2 separate regions of the Homo sapiens genome follow, and region 2 is linked to region 1. A link is an interaction called in ENCODE POLR2A ChIA-PET data of the cell type or tissue named here. Cell type or tissue: Panc1. All regions are shown on one strand. Each heading gives the region's core, and the rest is flanking DNA. Links, peaks and the distances in the headings are about the cores only. Region 1 overlaps XRN1 (5'-3' exoribonuclease 1). Region 2 overlaps GK5 (glycerol kinase 5).

Region 1 (12,053 bases), core at 2,150-10,149:
TCACTTGAGGAGTTTGTGAAATACAGATTCCTGGACAGGGCCTCAGACCTAGTAAGCCAGACTCTGAGGGGCCCTGGAGTTTGTATTAAGCTCCATAGGCGATTCTTATGGAGACAGCCTGTACCAGTAGAGCATTTGAAAACTACATTAAACAGTGACATTCAAGGCACCAGCACACGCCACTGAAGAAGATATGCACTATGTTCAAATATTCTTTTCATAGAGATAAAAAGCAGCCAGACCTGTAAAACAGTATAGCTTAATTAAAGTTCAGCTATTTAAGACACTTTTAGGTTAGGAGAGAAGAATCATAATATATTTCAGTGTTATGAAATACACATACACAAATTCTAAGAAGAAGAAAACTTTTAATATGAAAAACACTAATAAGATTCAGAAAATTAGGCGAGGCGCAGTGGCTCATGCCTGTAATCCCAGCACTTTGGGATGCCAGGCATGGCACGTGGCTGTGGTCCCAGCTACTCAGGAGGCTAATGTGTGAGGATTGCTTGAGCCTGGGAGGTGGAGGTTGCAGTGAGCCAAGATCATGTCACTGCACTTTAACTTGGTTGACAGAGTGAGACCTAAGAAAAGTAGAAAATTAGGTCTTGAAACTATCTACGAGCAACTTTGGTGGGAGTCATAATGCTAAGAAGGTCTATTTAAAAGATGCTATGCTAATCTTATACAATGGTCAACTCCGTAATTTCCCCAATAAATCACTGTTACAAATATGAAATACATATTCCTCAACTGGGACATTTTACATCACAAATTTTTTTATACCATAAAATAGAAATTTACAAAATAACTTTAAAATGTTAATCTAATGCTTAAGTTGTTCTCTGCTGATTAACCTCCAAATATCTTGGCATTTATGTATTTACATATTTTAACTGGAATATTTGGAGAACACCTTTATAGGACCAAAAGCATTCCAATTATAACCTTAAAATTATTAGTAGGTATGAATAAACTAATCAACATGAAAAAGGTTAAAATATCAATAATAAATGGGGAAAACAAACATTCCTCTTAAAAAATATATGATCATAAGACAATTCTTCTTTAGAGAAGTTTGTGTGCAAACTTTTAGGTACCCTACACATACTAATTACTTAAAATTAATCTATACATAGCTACTGTATTCATTTTTGAATGTGAAGCAGCAGCAGTCAAATTAGATTTTATAAGTTACGGTGATACTATTACATTGAGCTATATAAAAACATCAGATCCATTACGTCATGAAAACTTTATGACTAAAACATTGTTGGCTGGGCACAGTGGCTCATGCCTGTAATCCTGGCACTTTGGGATGCCGAGGCTGGCGGATCCCTTGAGCCCAGAGTTTGAGACAAGCCTGAACAACATGGTGAAACCCTGTCTCTATAAAAAGATACAAAAATTAGCCAGGTGTGGTGGTGGGTGCCATAGTCCCAGCCACTTGGGAGGCAGAGGTAGGAGGATCAACTGAGCCCAAGGAGGTTGAGGCTGCAGTGAGCCCTGATCATGCCACTGCACTCCAGCCTGGGTGACAGAGTGGGACTCTGTCTCAAAAAAAAAAAAAAAAAAAAAAAAAAAAAATCCAAGTCTGTCGTCTGTTTTTTTTTTTTTTTTTTTGAGACCTAGGCTACAGTGCAGTGGCACAATCTTGGCTCACTGCAGCCTCCGCCTCACAGGCTCAACTGATCCTCCTGCCTCAACCTCCTGAATAGCTGGAACTACAGGCACATGGCACCACACTCAGCTAATTTTTTCCATCTTTTGTAGCAGTAAGGTCTCCCTATGTTGCCTAGGCTGGTCTTGAACTCATGGCTCTAGTGATCCTCTGAGCTCAGCCTCTCAAAGTGCTGGGATTACAGGTATGAGCCACCACACTCAGCTATCTGTTTTCAAAGCCCATGCTTTTGTTACTGTACTGCACTGGCATTCCTTTGACTATATAAACAATGTTTTGTTTTGGTTTGGTTTGGGCCTTTGGGGGTTTTCTTGAGATAGGCCTTCCAAAGTGCTGGGATTACAAGCATGAGTCAACAAGCCTGGCTCAGACTTGGATTTTGATGCCAGTTCTGCTAGATAGTAACTTAATGACCTTAGACAAATTACATTAAAAAAAATCAAAATACTACATATACATTGTACTAAAAAAGATTTTCTTTTTCTTTTTTTTTTTTTTGAGACAGAGTCTAGCTCTGTCACCCAGGCTGGAGTGTAGTGGCGCGATTTCAGCTCACTGCAACCTCTGCCTCCTGGGTTCAAGCGATTCTCCTGCCTCAGCCTCCTGAGTAGCTGGGACTACAGGTGTGTGCCATCACACCCAGCTAATTTTAGAATTTTCGTATTTTTAGTAGAGACGGTTTCACCATGTTGGTTAGGCTGGTCTCGAACTCCTGACCTCAAGTGATCCACCCACCTCTGCCTCCCAAACTGCTGGGATTACAAGCGTGAGCCACTGCGCCCGGCCTAAAAAAGATTTTCAACAGAAAACAGCAGACATCTGTTCTACTCCAGGTTTAACTGTTTTAGATATTTCCACACTGTTCAATTATTTGCTTATGCTACTTGTTAATAACTTATTAATTTTAGGCATTTTTAGGTCTACTGACTTCCTATTCAGATAGAACAAAATTTAGTTTTTTTGCATTACCCCTCACTACTTACCCTGTACTCCCAATGTAAGTACATTACATCATTTGTTTAAATATACAAACAGTGTTATCTATTTGTGGTATGTGGCTATGTAAATATTATCACTGCAGAGCCAAGCTGGGTACTCTGATAATGTTTCTTTTCTTGTAAAAAGAGATCCATTATGTATTTTCTTGTAAAACCTTTTGTTTTTACTTGAGTTAGTCATTATCTTCTTTTTTTTTTTTTTTTTTTTTGAGACAGGTCTCATTCTGTCACCCAGGCTGGGGTGCAGTGGCACGATCACAGCTCACTGCAGCCTTGACCTCCCAGGCTCAAGTTATCCTCCCGCCTCAGCCTCCCAAGTAGCTGGGACTATAGGTGCATGCCACCATGTCTGGCTACCTTTGTATTTTTTGTAGATTAGAGATGGGGTTTTATCATGTTGCCCAGGCTGTTTTGCCATGTTGCCCAGGCTAATAATTATTTTTTAAAAGCTTAGTCTTGCTCATATCAATTCTTTAGGAAAAATATAATAAAAGCTGCTTAGTCTTCTCTATACCCATCCTTAATGTTTTCCCATTGCTCATCTATTAATAACCTTCCTTACTGCCAAGACTTCCCTCTGCCTGTCTAGTTGGGACTAGTCACTTTCTAGACCCACTGAGCAGCTGGCATCCTGGGATTTCCATTCATTGTATAACTATACTACATCTACAATTTGTTATTTTGGTTTCCTAATTTTCTTTTAAACTACTGCTTTGTTTTGTTGGAGCATGTAATTCAGTAGCTTCTTAAGAAAGGGTAGGCAAGGCATGAAGGCTCATGCTTGTAATCTCAGCATTTCTGAAGGCTGAAGTGGGAGGACTGCTTGAGTCCACGACTTTGAGACCAGCCTGGGCAACATAGTGAGACCTTGTTGCTTAAAAAAAAAAGGGTACATAAGAAATAAATTTGCGTATCTGAAAATATCTTTGTGTCTCCTTTGTATTAGATTCACAGTTTGGCTATACAGAGAAATTAGGATGAAACTCATTCTGCCTCAGGGTTTTGAGGTATTCAATGCTTTCTGGCTTCTAGGCACTGTTCAATAGTGCAGTACCATTCTAATTTTTGATCTTTGTACATATTTCTTCTCTGAATCTCTTAGGACCACCTTTTTATCACTAGTATTCAGAATCTGAAGATAATCTGTGTCTTTATTCATTGTGCTCAACATTTGGTGGCTCTTTTAGAGATGCATATCGTTTTGTTTTAGAAAAGTTTATTATTTTTTTGACACTTACCTCCTTTCCTTCATCTCTGATCTCTTTTTCTGGAACTCTAATAAGGTGGGAGCTGGATCTGTGCACTAAGTCTCTGTTCTTTCTTATTTTACAGCTTTTATCTTCCTTGGCTTTGCTAGGACTTTATCTACTAAATTTTAAAATTTTACTTAACAATTTTACCTGTACTCTATTCTTTTTTCATCTTCCAATTTCCTATCTGGGGAGAAGGGTATGACTGGCTACAATCTGAGAACAGGATGAGAAAAAGGGAACTTTTCCTTAATCTCTGTGTTTTCAGTCTCACATTCCATTCTCTTCTCTGCCTGGTATTCCCATATCTAGATAGCTCCTCTAGAAAACACACCTCCAGTTTTTTGCTTGCAGAGGTCTGGCTGCGTCACAGAGGGAAGACGGGGGTAGTCTCACCACTTTGCACATAGACTTTCAACCAATCCCTCTCTTTTCAGCACATGCCTCCTCTTTATCTTCTCTAATAGTTTCTGATGCCTCCAAGATCTGAACCTCTTGGGAACGGCGAGGGACAATCTACTTATGCTCATTTGTAGTCTCTTCTACAGGCACTTTAGCTTGTAGCTTTTAAACTTGCTCTGCTAAAATGGTTACTTCTGCAGTTGTTTTTCTCAACACAAACTCTTTTCAAATCTCTAATCTGCTGATATTTCTTCTGTCTTCATCCTCACAGATTTACACTTTTGAAATCCTTTATTATTCAGTTTAATGAGAAGAGACAACTGCATGTCATAAATTTAATCAGTATTATTCACCTTTCTAATGCTTATTGTAAGCATTAGATATTTAGAATTCCTGGAGTATTACCTGGCAGTAGATGCAGAAAAGGGATTTTCTAAACTTAAATAAATTATTGGCTTTAAAACAATAATAATTAAGATAAAGGGAAGCCAACTGCTATTAGGAAAAAAAGCTGAGTGATTTAGAAAATCTCAGAACTTAAGATTTAGAATTACAAAATGTTAGTCTCAACAAGATTTTGGACATAGTCTACTACCAATAAGAAAATACAGTCCTGAAGAAATTACATGATTTTTTTTTTACCTTTTGATGTCTAACTTAAACACAAATTTATCTGTTAGCAGCTACTGGAGAATAAGGGCCTGCCCACTCAACCTCTTCTTACTACTCTAGCCATACTAGAGGCTGTAGGAAGAGAATGGTACTTTTAGATGAATCTGCAGGCTGTGGCTTTAGGCTTTCTCACAATTTCTTCTTACATTCCTAGATATTTGAGTACATTCTTGATTTCTTAAAAGAGCTTAGTAAAAATAACAACTCAATGACAAATACTTATAAATGAAAAATATCTTACCAGTAGGTGGGGGAAAGGCTGGAGGAATGGTTCCAGGTGGTACAGCTGAAGGATAATTTGCAAATACTTGTGAAGGCAAAGGGAAATTCATGCCTAAGGAGCCCTGTGGAAGTATTTAAAAGTTACAAGACAATGCAATACAAGCTTTCTATAGGGACTAATAAAAATTTTAATAGAGAAGTCATGGACAGTTCTTACCAACTGTTGTAAAGCAAAAAGTGCAGCTTTCTCTTTGGCTTCATTTTCAGAGTGGCACTGTGGCCCATGTACCAGTAAGCCATTAGATAATTTTACTTGGCAAACGGTCATTGTCTAAAAAAAGAGAATATATATGTCTATGAAATTCTCTGTCTAGGAAGTTGACCTCTCCCAAAGTTTAGTCTAAACAAGTAAAATAATTTTATCAAGAATTTAAAAAAGGGCTTTCAGTTCAAGTTTTCAATTGCCAGGCAAAAATTTTCGAGTTGTTGCCTTATCTTTTTCAGTGTTTACAAAATAAAAAGCTTTCTAAGCTGGCTGAAGGGTCAATCCACCTAATGCAAATGAAAGCCAGCAAAACTGTTTTCTTTATACAAGGAGTTGACAAACTATGGAGTTCTGCCTCTTTTTGTAAATAAAGTCTTACTGGAACATGGCCACATCCATTCTAATGGCTACTTTCACACTGTAACTGTAGAGTTCGGAAGCTGTGATAGAGACTATCTGGCCCACAAGGCCTAAAATATTTACTATCTGACTCTTCACAGAAAAAATTTGCTGACTCATGTTTATACCATCCTTTACTTAGGAGATATTTTGGTAAGATAAGTTAATTGCCAAAATATAAAAGACTCAGAGATTCTGATGTGTTTTCTACTCATATTTAAATTATAACTATATTATACTTTAATTTTCTGTTTTATAAAAAAGCTTGTTTTGTTTTGGTTTACCTTAATTTTTTTTAAAAAATAGATTTGGGAGTACAAATGTAGTTACATGGATATACTACATAGTGGTGAAGTATGGACTTTAGTGTACCCATTGCCTGATTAGTATACATTGTACCCAGTAGGTCATTTCTCATCCCTCACATCCCTCTTAACCATCCCATCTTTTGAAATCTCTAATGTCTATTATTCCACTCTGTATGTCCATGTTTAGTTCCCATTTATAAATGAGAACATGTGATATCTGACTTTCTGTTTCTGAATTATTTCACTTAGGATAATGGCCCCCAGTTCCATTAATGTTGCTACAAGATACGTGATTTCATTCTTTTTATGGCTGGATAATATTACATGGTGTGTGTATAGGATAGTAGTACATGGTGTGTGTATACACACACACACACACACACACACGCACGCACACATACCCACACACATTTTCTTTATCCAATCATCCACTGATGGACACTTAGGTTGATTCCCTATCTTTGCTACTGTGAATAGTGCTGTGATAAACATACAAATGCAGGCATACTTTTTATATAATGATTTCTTTTCCTGGGGTAGATACCCAGAAGTGAGATTGCTGGATTAAATCATAGTTCTATTTTTAGCTCTTTGAGAAACCACCATACTGTTTTCATACAGGTTGTACTAATTTATATTCCAACCAACAGTGTATAAACACTCCCTTTTTGCTACATCCTTGCCAAAATCTGTTTTTTGACTTTTTTAATAATAGCCATTCCGCCTGGTATGAGATGGTATCTCATTGTGGCCCTAAAATCTGCACTTCTCTGGTAATTAGTAATGTTGAACATTTCTTTCATGTTTGTTGGCAACCCCTTGAGATGTCTTCTTTTGAGAAATGTTCACTCATGACCTTTGCCTGTTTTTAATGGGGTTATCTGTTTTTTACTTGTTGAGTTCCTTATAGATTCTGGATATTTAGTCCTTTGTCAGATACATAGTTTGCAAATACTGTAGATTGTCTGTTTACTCTGTTGATTATTTCTTTTGCTGTGCAGGAGCTTTTTAGTTTAGTTGAGTCCCATTTGTCTATTTTTGTTTTTGTTGCATTTGCTTTTGAGATTAGTCATAAATCTTTGTCTAGGCCAATGTCCAGAAGTTTTTCCTAGGGTTTCTTATAGGATTTTTATTGTTTCAGGTCTTACATTTAAGACTCATTTCATGAGTTCTCTATATATTCCAGATATTTTTTATCAGATATATCATTAGGAAGTATTTTCTCTTATTCTATGAGTTACCTTTTTCACTCTTGTTATTGTCTTTTGATGCACAAAATGTTAAAATTTCCATGAAGTACAATTTGTCCATGTTTTCTTTCGTGGCCTGTGCTTCTGGTGTCATATCCCAGAAATCACTGCCAAATCCAATGTTGTGAAGCTTCTGCCCTAAGTTTTCTTCTAAGACTTTTATAGTTTTAGGCCTTATCTTACATTTAGGTATTTGATCCATTTTGAGTTAATTTTCATATATTATGTTAGTTAGGTAAGGGCTAACTTCATTCTTTAAAATGTGAATATCCAGTTACCCAGCACCATTTGCTGAAAGATCATCCACTTCCTTTTTTTTTTTTTTTTTTTTTTTTTGAGATGGAGTCTCACTCTGTTCTCTGTTGCCCAGGCTGGAATGCAGTAGCGTGATCTTGGCTCACTGCAACTTCTGCCTCCCAGGTTCAAGCAATTCTCCTGCCTCAGGCTCCCAAGTAGCTGTGATTACAGGTGCATGCCATCATGTCCAGCTAATTCTTTGTATTTTTAGTAGAGACAGGGTTTCACCATGTTGGCCAGGCTGGTCTTGAACTCCTGACCTCAAGCGATCCGCCTGCCTCGGCCTCTGAAAATGCTGGGATTACAGGCATGAGCCATTGCGCCCGGCTATCCACTTCCAACTGAATGGTCTTGACAACTTGTCAAAAAATATTTTGAACATGTATGCAAGGGTTTATTTTTGGGCTCTCTGTTCTATTCCATTGGGATTTTGATAGGAGGTGCACTGAATTTGTAGACTGCTGTGGGTAGTACTGAGATCATAACAATATTAAGTTTTCCAATCCACGAACAGAGTGTGTTTCTATTTGTCTTTTTACATGTCTTTCAGCAACATTTTGTAGTTTTCGGTGTATAAGCACATCATTTCCTTTGTTACTTTTATTCCTTAGCATTTTATTATTTTTGATACTATAAATAGTTTTGATACTATCATAGTTTTCTTAATTTCCTTTTCAGATTTTTCACTGTTAGTGTATAAAAATACAACTGATTTTTGTCAGTTGATTTTGTATTCTGCAACTTTGCTGCATTTATTAGTTGGGATTTTTTGTGGAATCTTTAGAGTTTTCTACTATAAGATCATATCATCTGCAAACGGATACTGCTTTACTTCTTCCCTTCTAATTTAGATGTCTTTTATTTATTTATTTTTCTTACTTAATTGCTCTGGACAGAACTTCCATTACTGTGCTGAATAGAAGTGGTGAAAGCAGGCATCTTTGCCTTGGCCCTGATTTTAGAAAAAACTGCTTTCTGTTTTAGGTTAGAGGGTATCAAGAACTGGATATAAAGAGAATAAAACAACTTTCTTGCGGTCAGTAGGTCTCAAAGTGCAGTCTGGGGATAGCTGAGGGTCTGCGAGACCCTTTCAGGGAGGCACTGAGATCAAATTTTCATAATTATATATGCATATATTTTTTAGAGTTGGGGTCTCACTCTGTTGCCCAGGCTGGAGTACAGTGGTGTGATCAAGGCTCACTGTAGCCAACTACCAGGTTTAAGCAATCCTCTCACATCAGCCTCCTGAATAGCTGAGAATATAGGTGGGTACTACCACGCTTAGCTGTTTTTAAAGTTTTTTTAGAGATGATGGTCGGGCGCAGTGGCTCATGCCTGTAATCTTAGCACTCTGGGAGGCTGAGGCAGGCAGATCACCTGAGGTCAGGAGCGTGAGACTAGCCTGGCCAACATGGTGAACCCTGTCTCTACTAAAAATACAAAAATTAGCCGGGTGGGGTTGCATGTGCCTGTAGTCCCAGCTACTCAGGAGGCAGGAGAATCGCTTGAACCTGGCAGGTGGAAGCTGCAGTGAGCTCGTGCCACCGCACTCTAGCCTGGGCGAACAGAGCGAGGTTCTGTCCCCAAACAAACAAACAAAAAAAAATTGTTTTTTAAAGAGATGAGTTCTAGCCCAGGCACGGTGGCTCACACCTATAATCCCAGCACTTTGGGAGGCCGAGGCAGGTGGATCACGAGGTAAGGAGTTCGAGACCAGCCTGACCAACATGGTGAAACCCCGTCTCTATTAAAAATACATAACTTAGCCGAGCGTGGTGGCATGCACCTGTAATCCCAGCTACTCAGGAGGCTGAGGCAGGATAATCGCTTGAACCCGGGAGGCGGAGGTTGCAGTGAGCTGAGATCACAGCACTGCACTCCAGCCTGGGTGACAGAGCGAGACTCTGTCTCAAAAATAAAGAGATGAGGTCTTGCCCAGGCTGATCTCAAACTACTGAGCTCAAGTGATCCTTCTGCCTCAGCCTCCTGAGTTGTTGGGCTTACAGGTGTGAGCCACCGCATCTAGCGCATGATTATATTGAGGTGCTATGCTCTTTTTCGCATTACTTTTTCTTATTTCCTACCTTCTCACAAGTATATGGAGGACAAAAATGTTTATTGATAAGGTTTCAGATTCCACACTGCAAGATTCCACACTGCAACTAACCTTAAACAAAATACCACTCTTAAGGTTTTTTTTTTGTTTTTTTTTTTTAAATGGAGTTTTGCTCTGTCATGCGCCACCATACCTGGCTAATTTTTGTATTTTTAGTAGAGATGGGGTTTCACCACACTGGCCAGGCTGGTCTCGAACTCCTTACCTCAAGTGATCCGCCTGCCTTGGCCTCCCAAAGTGCTGGGATTACAGACGTGAGATACCATGCCCGGCCCACTTTTAAGTTTTAATGTAATATTAAAGTATAGCCAAAACTATCTGAAAAGGCTATTAAGATTCTCTTCATTTTTCTAATTTTGTATCTGTATGAGGACATAGATTTCTACAAAAAAACACGTATCACTAGGGATTGACAGTATTAAGCAGACAGGAGAATCTAGCTTCTCCTATTACTACTGTGGTGAGAAGGATTTTTAAAATGTAGAGCAGGACGGGCATGGTGGCATGTGCCTGTAATCCTAGCACTTTGGGAAGCCAAGGTGGGAGGACTGCTTGAAGCCAGCCTGGGCAACAAAATGACACCCCATCTCTTTAAAAAAAAAATTCGAGTAATATCACTCTTCTAACTAAATTTTTTAAGTAGTTAATATTTTTTACTATTTTTTTTTTGTTTCTAGTTTTATGAATACATAATAATTATAACACACATTTATGGGGTACATGTGATATTTTGATACAAGGATACAATGTATAATGATCAAATCACAGTAACTGAGATATCCATCACCTCAAGTATTTATCATTTTTGCTGTGTTAGGAACATTTCAATTCCACTCTTTTGGTTATTTTAAAATATATATTATTGGGTTTTTTTTCAGTTTTTTTTTTATTATTTTTATTTTTTTTACTATAAGTTTTAGGGTACATGTGCACAACGTGCAGGTTTGTTACATATATATACATGTGCCATGTTGGTGTGATGCACCCGTTAACTCTTTATTTAACATTAGGTATCTCTCCTAATGCTATCCCTCCCCCCTCCCCCCACCCACAACAGTCCCCAGCGTGTGATGTTCCCCTTCCTGTGTCCATGTGTTCTCACTGTTCAATTCCCACCTATGAGTGAGAACATGTTGTGTTTGGTTTTTTGTCCTTGAAATAGTTTGCTGAGAATGATGGTTTCCAGCTTCATCCATGTCCCTACAAAGGACATGAACTCATCATTTTTTATGGCTGCATAGTATTCCATGGTGTATATCTGCCACATTTTCTTAATCCAGTCTATCGTTGTTGGACAATTGGGTTGGTTCCAAGTCTTTGCTATTGTGAATACTGCTGCAATAAACATAGGTGTGCATGTGTCTTTATAGCAGCATGTTTTATAATCCTTTGGGTATATACCCAGTAATGGGATGGCTGGGTCAAATGGTATTTCTAGTTCTAGATCCCTGAGGAAATGCCACACTGACTTCCACAATGGTTGAACTAGTTTACAGTCCCAACAACAGTGTAAAAGTGTTCCTATTTCCCCATATCCTCTCCAGCACCTGTTGTTTCCTGACTTTTTAATGATCACCATTCTAACTGGTGTGAGATGGTATCTCATTGTGGTTTTGATTTGCATTTCTCTGATGGCCAGTGATGATGAGCATTTTTTCATATGTCTGTTGGCTGCATAAATGTCTTCTTTTGAGAAGTGTATATCTTGAGAAGTGTGTATATATATACACACACATCTTCTTCATCCATTTATCCATTGATGGACACTTAGGTTGATTTTGTATCTTGGCTTTTGTGAATAGCACTGCAATAAACATGAGAGGACAAATATCTCTTACATATACTGATATTTTTTCTTTTGGACCTATACCCAGCAGTGGAATTGCTGGATCATATGGTAGGTCTATTTTTATCTTTTTGAGCAATTTCCATGCTGTATGTCCTTCATAGTGGCTGTACTAATTTACGTTTCCACCAACAATGTATGAGGGTTTCCCTTTCTCTGCATCCTTACCAGCATCCATTATTGCCTGTTTTTTATTTTTTGGTAAAAGCCATTTTAATTGGAGATATATCATTGTAGTTTTGATTTGCATTTCTCTAATGTAGTGATGTTGAGCATTTTTTCATATACCTGTTGGCCATTTGTATGTTTTCTTTTTAGAAATGTTTGCTGAGATCATTTGCCCATTA
Region 2 (8,000 bases), core at 1-8,000, 140 kb before region 1:
GAGTGCAGTGGCATCTCGGCTCACTGCAACCTCCACCTCCCAGGTTCAAGCAATTCTCCTGCTTCAGCCTCCTGAGTAGCTTGGACTACAGGCACGTGCCACTATGCATGGCTAATTTTTTGCATTTTTAGTAGAGATGGGGTTTCACCTTGTTAGCCAAGATGGTCTCGATCTCCTGACCTTGTGATCCACCCGCCTCGGCCTCCCAAAGTGCTGGGATTATAGGCGTGAGCCACCGCGCCCAGCCAAGATTTTGATTTTTAAAAAAAGTTTAAAACTTACAAATGTACAAGTGCAAAATATACACATACATATACATGTGTGTGCATATGTGTGTGATGTATGTACCTTGACATTATTTATCTTAATTCTCAATGGCTTATTTCCTCTAAGTAAAGAATGCAAATTTACTGATACATTCCCCCCACTGTGAAATGGCTATTTTTGGTCATGATAAAGTAATGCTAAGTCTTATGTAAAAGTTCTATGATAAACCTGCCAACTCTTAGGTTCCACACAGTTCTAAGCAGAAGTCAGCTGAATTCTACCAGCACAAGCCAAGCCAGCAGGGCCACATTCAGGATGCTCTGCTTCCTCATGGAATTCATGCTTGGTCAGAGCATAACTTCTCAGCCCTAAAATCTACCTTTCATCTTAGTTCTGTTCAGTGCTCAAATTTTAAGGTAACAGAATGGTAGATATATAAGTTTGGATGTGGCAGGAGGAGAAAAATATTTGTGATTGCCATTAACTTTAAAAAATACATACCTGTAATCCACTAAAAGATGGAACAAAACAAACTCCTTCAGAATCCTCCAAACTTTTGGCCATTTTTTCAGTCTCAGCAGCATCTGTGAAAAGGTCTGCAAAAACAAACAAACAACAAAAAACCCTAAAACAAAATGAAGAGGTTAGAGAGGCACAAACAGAATTATGTTACATGATAGTATTTACCTGCATCAACATTTATTATGAATATAATGTAAAAGATTGCTCACTTAAAAGGGTCAGCACAAAGACCATTCTGTTCTGGTACTATCTGAATTCTCACACTGCATAGGTTTCCAGGCCCATAGAAGGGAGACAGGAGGTAGAAGGCCCTCTTAGATAGGCTCTGTATGCAGCAGGACTTACGTTTTTTTTCTTTTTTTTTTTTTTTTTTGAGACGGAGTTTCACTCTTGTTGCCCAGGCTGGAGTGCAGTGGCGCAATCTCGGCTCACCGCAACCTCCACCTCCCAGGTTCAAACGATTCTCCTGCCTCAGCCTCCCAAGTAGCTAGGATTACAAGCATGTGCCACCACGCCCAGCTAATTTTGTATTTTTAGTAGAGATGGGGTTTCTCCATGTTGGTCAGGCTGGTCTTGAACTCCTGACCTCAGGTGATTCGCCCGCCTCAGCCTCCCAAAGTGCTGGGAATACAGGCGTGAGCCGCCACACCTGGCTGCTTTTTCCTTTAAAGATATTTGGGCTGTTTAAAAAATCAATTCTATGTAGGATTTTTGGCATTAAAAAATTATCCTCTGAAAGATAAGAGCCATCCTAGGTTTCTGATGAAAGTATCATCTACCTGTAATATAATACCCAAGAAAATTAACTGAAATACTCCATCTAATAAGTTAAATAAGGGGCCAGTAACAGATATATTAAAAGTCAATTTTTAAAAAACAAGCAAACAAAAAAACCAAGACAATTAATTTAGTAAACTTTAACTGAAGTATATGATATACAGACCAGAAAAATGCACAAATCCTAAGTGTATATAGCTAGATGAGTTTTCACAGTGTGAATACATCCAAGTAACTGACACCCAGGTCAAGATACAAATTTCTTTTGTTAAACATCGTACTCGTGAGATTCATTCACACTGTTACATGTAGTTGTACTCCATTCATTCTCACCTCTATATAGTATTCTATTATGTGACTATAGACAATTTATCAATTTATTCTATTAGTGATATACATCTGGGTAGTTCCTAGTGTTTGGCTAATAGAAACAGATCCCAATGAACATTCATGTACATTATTTTTGGTGGACATATGTATACATTTCTGTTTATTAACACAAAGGAATGGAATGGCCAGTTCTAAGGTCTTCACATTTAGAACCAGCTTTAACAGATAACTGCCAAATAGTTTTTCAAAGTGGCTCTACCAATTTAAGGCTCCTGCCAGCGGCAGGCACGAGAGTTCGTCACCTATCTTCCTGCCAATAATTGATATTGTCTATGTTTTTCAATTTAGCTATTTTGGTAGTATTACATGGTGGTTTGATTTTGGATTTCCCTGCTGACTAATAAAGTTAAATACCTTTTCACTGGCCATTTGGATATCCTTGTTTGTAAAGTGACTTCTGAATGAGTATGTAGGACTGAACAGCAAAGATCAGAAGAAAAGACTCAGTCGTAATAAATATTGCTGGCTTTAGAGAGCCTTAATTAAGTTGACTTTATATCATTTTATGATTTGTTATATAACTAAATTAATATACTTAAATTCACTAAAGACATTTAAGGAGCACTTACATTAAAACTCAAGTTAATGAGGATCACTCAATAATAACTACAAATTTTACTCAAAATGACAGTTATCAAATCCGTAAGTTTCATCCATTTGTTCAAAATGTCCAGATAATACATCAAAATATCTCTACCACTTCAAAAACTAATGTTAAAAACACTGGTTTTAAGCCAAGTATGGTGGCGTGCCTGTAATCCCAGCTACTCAGAAGGCAAAGGCAGGAGGATCACTTGAACCCAGGAGTTTGAATCCAGCCTGGGCAACATAGCGAGACTCCTATCTCTTTAAAAAAATTGGTTTTAAAATCTATACTTTTTAATGAATCTTGTCCAAATGTTCAATTTTTACAAGATAAGATGTAGGAAAACATACTAGACAGTTGGTTTGAGGAAAATTGTTGGTAACAGATAAAGAAACAGAAAACAAAGAGAGATTATCTTATTCACATTCCTCACTGTTTGTTTCATTCCTTGCTTGAAGAATTTCTCTAAATAATCTTCCACTTAATCTGTTGTCAAATAAGCTAATTGATAAAAAGTCTTTCAGAGTAAGCACACTCCATTCTCTCTCCCCCACTGAATGTAACTAAGAATCTTGGAGGAATAAATGGAAAAGCCGTCTGGGGACTCCCTGTTTTTATATTTTCTCTGATATTCCTGGCCTAGACTCAGAGGTAGCCTGAAACCCAAGGACTCAGATCTGTACACTGAGTGCAGACATGAAAGAGCTTCAATAGAAGCTCCTTTCTGGTCTGAGCAGTAGGAGACAAGGGTCTCTACAGGACAGAGTGGAGAGATTCTCATTTTTTGTTTTCTTTAGATTTTTTTCATTCTCCCAGGCAATCCTATGGTAGCGGCAATGGCAGCCCAGTAGCACAGGCACATAAAACTGCAAGCTAAGAGTATGGGGGGAAATCCCTGTTGCTTGCTTCTTCCCGTGCGCCCACTCCCCTTGGTCTTGCCTGCCCCTGGCAATCCTGTGGCTGCAGTGACAGCAGACAGAGCAGCAGAGGCAACCAAAACTCAAAGATGAGACGTTAAGAAAATCCCTTTTGCTTTCCCTCTTTCTTTTTTCTTTTTTTTTTTTGAGACGGAGTTTTGCTCTTGTTGCCCAGGCTGGAGTGCAATGGCGTGATCTCGGCTCGCCACAACCTCCACCTCCTGGGTTCAAGTGATTCTCCTGCCTCAGCCTCCAGAGTAGCTGGGATTACAGGCGCACACCACCATGCCCGGCTAATTTTGTATTTTTAGTAAAGACAGGGTTTCTCCATGTTGGTCAGGCTGATCTCGAACTCCCAACCTCAGGTAATCCACGTGCCTCAGCCCCGCAAAGTGCTGGGATTACAGGCGTGAGCCACCGCGCCCAGCCTTCTTTCTCTTTCTTTGTTTCCTTTCTTTCCCTTCTTTCCTTCTCTCTCTCTCTGACCCCCCTTTTCTCCTTCTCTCATCCCTCTTGCCACTAAGCTAGGGAGGTAGAAGTAGTAGCAGCTGTTCAGTAGAGAAACTAAAGCACCAGCTTTCTAGCCAGAACACCAATATGGGGATCCCAAGAGTCAAAAGGTACCAGGGAGATTACTGAGAGAAAGGAGCTCAGGAAAAATTACCTTATAAAGGTTTTTATGAACTCCTAGTCTCACTCTTGAGCAGCACATGTGAAGATATGACCCTAAACAACAAGCTTAAGGCTTTGAGAACTAATCTCCAGGCAAACCACCCCCCAGACTGACCACTGGGTGGCACAAATGAGGGGCGGATCCAAATAGCACTGCAAAAGCACTGAAAACTGAACTGACACTGGAACCACAGCCCAAAATGTGCATTTCTTTAATTATCGTACGTGAACAGCATTTCATTATAGTCATTTGATCGTAAAATACCTGTACTTCGGTCCTTTGCCCATTTTTGTCATGTTATTAATTTTTCTGACATATGCTACAAATTGTTTTTACCAATTTGTCTTTTATTTTGCTTATGGCATATCTCTCCTTACCCACTAATATTTTACATAGTTAAACTTATTATTCTTTTTCTTTATGGTTCCTGTCTTTAAGACCTAGCCTTTTACCATTTCGATATCATAAAAATACTTTATATTTTCTTTTAATAGATGTCATTTTATTTTAGTGTTTCATTTGAACAATCCATTTGCTTCCTACTAATCTGCAATCCTGTGGCATTCTTGAATTCTTTAGGTCTGGCTTGTGAAATCCATTTAAAAGACAACTTACCTAACTGCTGAGCCCATTTTATGGCAGTACCAGTGTCTCCTGCATTGCTTTCAGCTAAGCATACGACTTCTTGCCCAATCTTCCACCCAATTAATGGATAAAAGCCTTGCAAAACAAACAACGAATGTTAAGTCAAATATATGCATAATTCATTATAGAGACTTCTACAATGTAATGATTTGGTTATCTCAAAAAACTGCAAAGTGCCTCTGAAGTCAGACTGTGGACGTTCAAACTCTAGCCCACTTACATTTACTAGCTGTAGTCTTGCAAGTTTCTAACCTTTTAGCCTCAGTTTCCTTAACTACAAAACGGCCTACCTCAGAGAGCTACGAAATGAACAAACTGAATTAACACATAAAAAGAACTTAGCACAGTGCCTGGCACATAATATGAACAATAAATACTAATTTGTATTAGCTATAGGCATGTCTACATCTCTAGAAATATGGCAATAAATATTTTACTTGAGAAATAAAAGGGTACTATGAGATTGGTTTGCTAGAGAACTATGCTATTGTATTTATCTGTGGTTTTCAAACAAGGCTCCTAAATAGAAACAATCTAATAGAATTATCAACATTTTCTAATTCCATCTTCCTAGTTAGGGGAAAAAGAAGAGCTTGAGGAGGGATAAAAGGTAGGAAAAAGGTTTTTTAAGCCACCTCTTAGTAACCATGTTATGGAAACAGAGCCCAAACTAGTATAGTTCTATAATCTAGATTTCTTGGTCTGTAAATCCCAGGATTTGTTCTATTAAAAAGAGCAAATTCTTAGCAATTGTCATTATCCATTGCATTGGTCACTAGCTGAGGACTACCACTCAAAGAAATTCACAAAATAATTTTCTAACAAATAGAAAAAAAAAATTTAGAACCCTAGTAAGAAGATTTTTTTTTTTGGAGACAGAGTCTCACTGCATCACCCAGGCTGGAGTGCAGTGGCGCGATCTTGGCTCACTGCAACCTCTGCCTCCCCGGTTCAAGTGATTCTCCTGCTTCAGCCTCCCAAGTAGCTGGGATTACAGGTGCCGGACACCATGCCCCCAGCTAATTTTTTTGTATTTTTAGTAGAGACGGGGTTTCACCATGTTGGCCAGGCTGGTCTCGAACTCCTGACCTAGGGTGATCTGCCCACCTCAGCCTCCCAAAGTGCTGGGATTACAGGCATGAGCCACCATGCCCGGCCCCTAGTAAGGAGTTTTGAACAAATACAACATGTGTTATAGAAAAATACCCAGAAAGCTGACCATATATCCTGAATTTTTCAACAATATCATTCTTGTTTTTTATGCTTTTCACTTAAAGGGAAAAGAAAGGGAAATGATAATTAACTGTCTTTAAGAATAATAAAATATGTTAGAGAATATCACAAAATGGGAAAATAGTATAAGTATCACAGAAGTTAAATATGAACAGAAGTGATATTTTATTAATAAATAGGATAAATCCTAACTACTTACCTCCAGTAGTCTGTTGAAGGCTATTTCCAGTGTTAATATCCAAAAATGTCCCAGTTCCCATGGTTAATTTCACATCACCTGTCTGGAAGCAGCACTCTCCAAACATGGCTGATTGCTGGTCAGCAACCTACCAAAAATGTTCAAATGTAAACCCATTGCCCTTAACAGTGGCCAATTTTATTATAGAGCATTGTCTCACTTATTGTACTCTCATGATTAAACATCTTCGTTTCTTTTTCCTTTTCCTTAAAATTAAAAAAAAAAATCCCAAAGAGAATAGGGAGCAACAACCATAGGATAGGAGTCTCCCTAGGACTAATACTCTGCAGATAACTGACATGCCTCAGGAATTGTTTTTATTTTGGTTTGTTGTTGTTTTGTTTTGTTTTTTAGAGACAGGGTCTTGCTCTGTCACCCAGGCTAGAGTGCAGTAAGATCACAGCTCACTGCAGCCTCAAACTTCTGGACTCAAGTGATCCTCCCACCTCAGCCTCCCAAGTAGCTAGGACTACAAGGCAGCTAGGACTACAGGCGCACACCACCACATCCAGCTAATTCTTTTTCATTGAGACGGAGTCTTACTCTGTCGCCAGGCTGGAGTGCAGTGGCGTGATCTGGGCTCACTGCAACCTCCACCTCCTGGGTTCATGCCATTCTCCTGCCTCAGCCTCCCAAGTAACTGGGACTACAGATGCGCGCCACCACGCCAAGCTAATTTTTGTATTTTTAGTAGACATGGAGTTTCACCATGTTAGCCAGGTGGTCTCGATCTCTTGATCCACCTGCCCCGGCCTCCCAAAGTGCTGGGATTGCAGGTGTGAGCCACTGCACCTGGCCATTTCTTTAAAAATTTTTTTGTAGAGATGGGGTTTCACTCTATTACCCAGGCTAGTCTCAAACTCCTGGCCTAAAGCGATCCTCTCACATTGGTCTCCCAGAATGTTGGGATTACAAGCATGAACCACCATGCCCGGCCTGCCTTAGGAATTTTTAATGGGTAACCTACTTCACGACTTTTAATTATCTATGAATAATCTTAGAAATGAAGGTAAGAGGCCAGGCGCGGTGACTCACGCCTGTAATCCCAACACTTTGGGAGGCCGAGGTGGGCAAATCACGAGGTCAGGAGATCAAGACCATCCTGGCTAACACGGTGAAACCCCATCTCTACTAAAAAAAATACAAAAAATTAGCCAGGCGTGGTGGCAGGTGCCTGTAGTCCCAGCTACTCGGGAGGCTGAGGCAGGAGAATGGCATGAGCCTGGAAGGCGGAGCTTGCAGTGAGCCGAGATCGCACCACTGCACTCTAGCCTGGGCGACAGAGTGAGACTCTGTCTCAAAAAAAAAAAAAAAAAAAAAAAAAAGAAAATAAGAATAAAAATGATAACCAAAAAAAAACTAAGATTTTTTTCATTTTCAACTAACATTTGTTTCATTCATTAGTCAAAATAACCAACCCTCACAAATTTATTTATTTTATTAAACAATATAAAACATAGGTAAATGTTTTGATATAAATAGATGTAAGTAAAAACCATCTATTTCCCAACCATACATTTTTGTTAAAATAAAAATTGTAACATTTTGTTAATATAGTCAAATGTAGATATACAAACAGCAACATTTTAAGGATCAAAACTCATCTAAAGGCTGGGCCTGCTGGCTCATGCCTATAATTCCAGCACTTTGGGAGACCTGAGGTCAGAAGTTCAAGACCAGCCTGGCCAACATCGTGAAACCCCATCTCTAGGAAAAATACAAAAATTAGTCAAGCATGGTGGTGCACACCTA

The links. Peaks named below come from ENCODE experiments on the same cell type or tissue, not always from the same donor. Only the 100,000 strongest peaks of a DNase experiment are listed, where the experiment ranks them.
Region 2: POLR2A ChIA-PET joins it to region 1 with 15 read pairs; 2 of 35 experiments call an interaction of 5 or more read pairs at or near these places.

Annotation. Positions count from the first base shown.
Region 1 is chr3:142,313,348-142,325,400 of GRCh38, forward strand. It overlaps XRN1 (5'-3' exoribonuclease 1), which reads right to left. Exons shown (of 41, transcript NM_001282857.2): 38 at 5,443-5,556; 39 at 5,245-5,347. Among named protein-coding and RNA genes, the nearest start is that of GK5, 94 kb to the left of the region's middle. In Panc1, for the core only: no CTCF peak of the experiment used is centred there; a DNase peak (open chromatin) is centred at 5,954; H3K27ac peaks cover 1,491 bases.
Region 2 is chr3:142,176,714-142,184,713 of GRCh38, forward strand. It overlaps GK5 (glycerol kinase 5), which reads right to left. Exons shown (of 16, transcript NM_001039547.3): 10 at 6,210-6,336; 11 at 4,748-4,852; 12 at 769-863. Among named protein-coding and RNA genes, the nearest start is that of TFDP2, 31 kb to the left of the region's middle. In Panc1, for the core only: CTCF peaks have their summits at 4,248 (motif pointing right) and 4,483; a DNase peak (open chromatin) is centred at 4,263.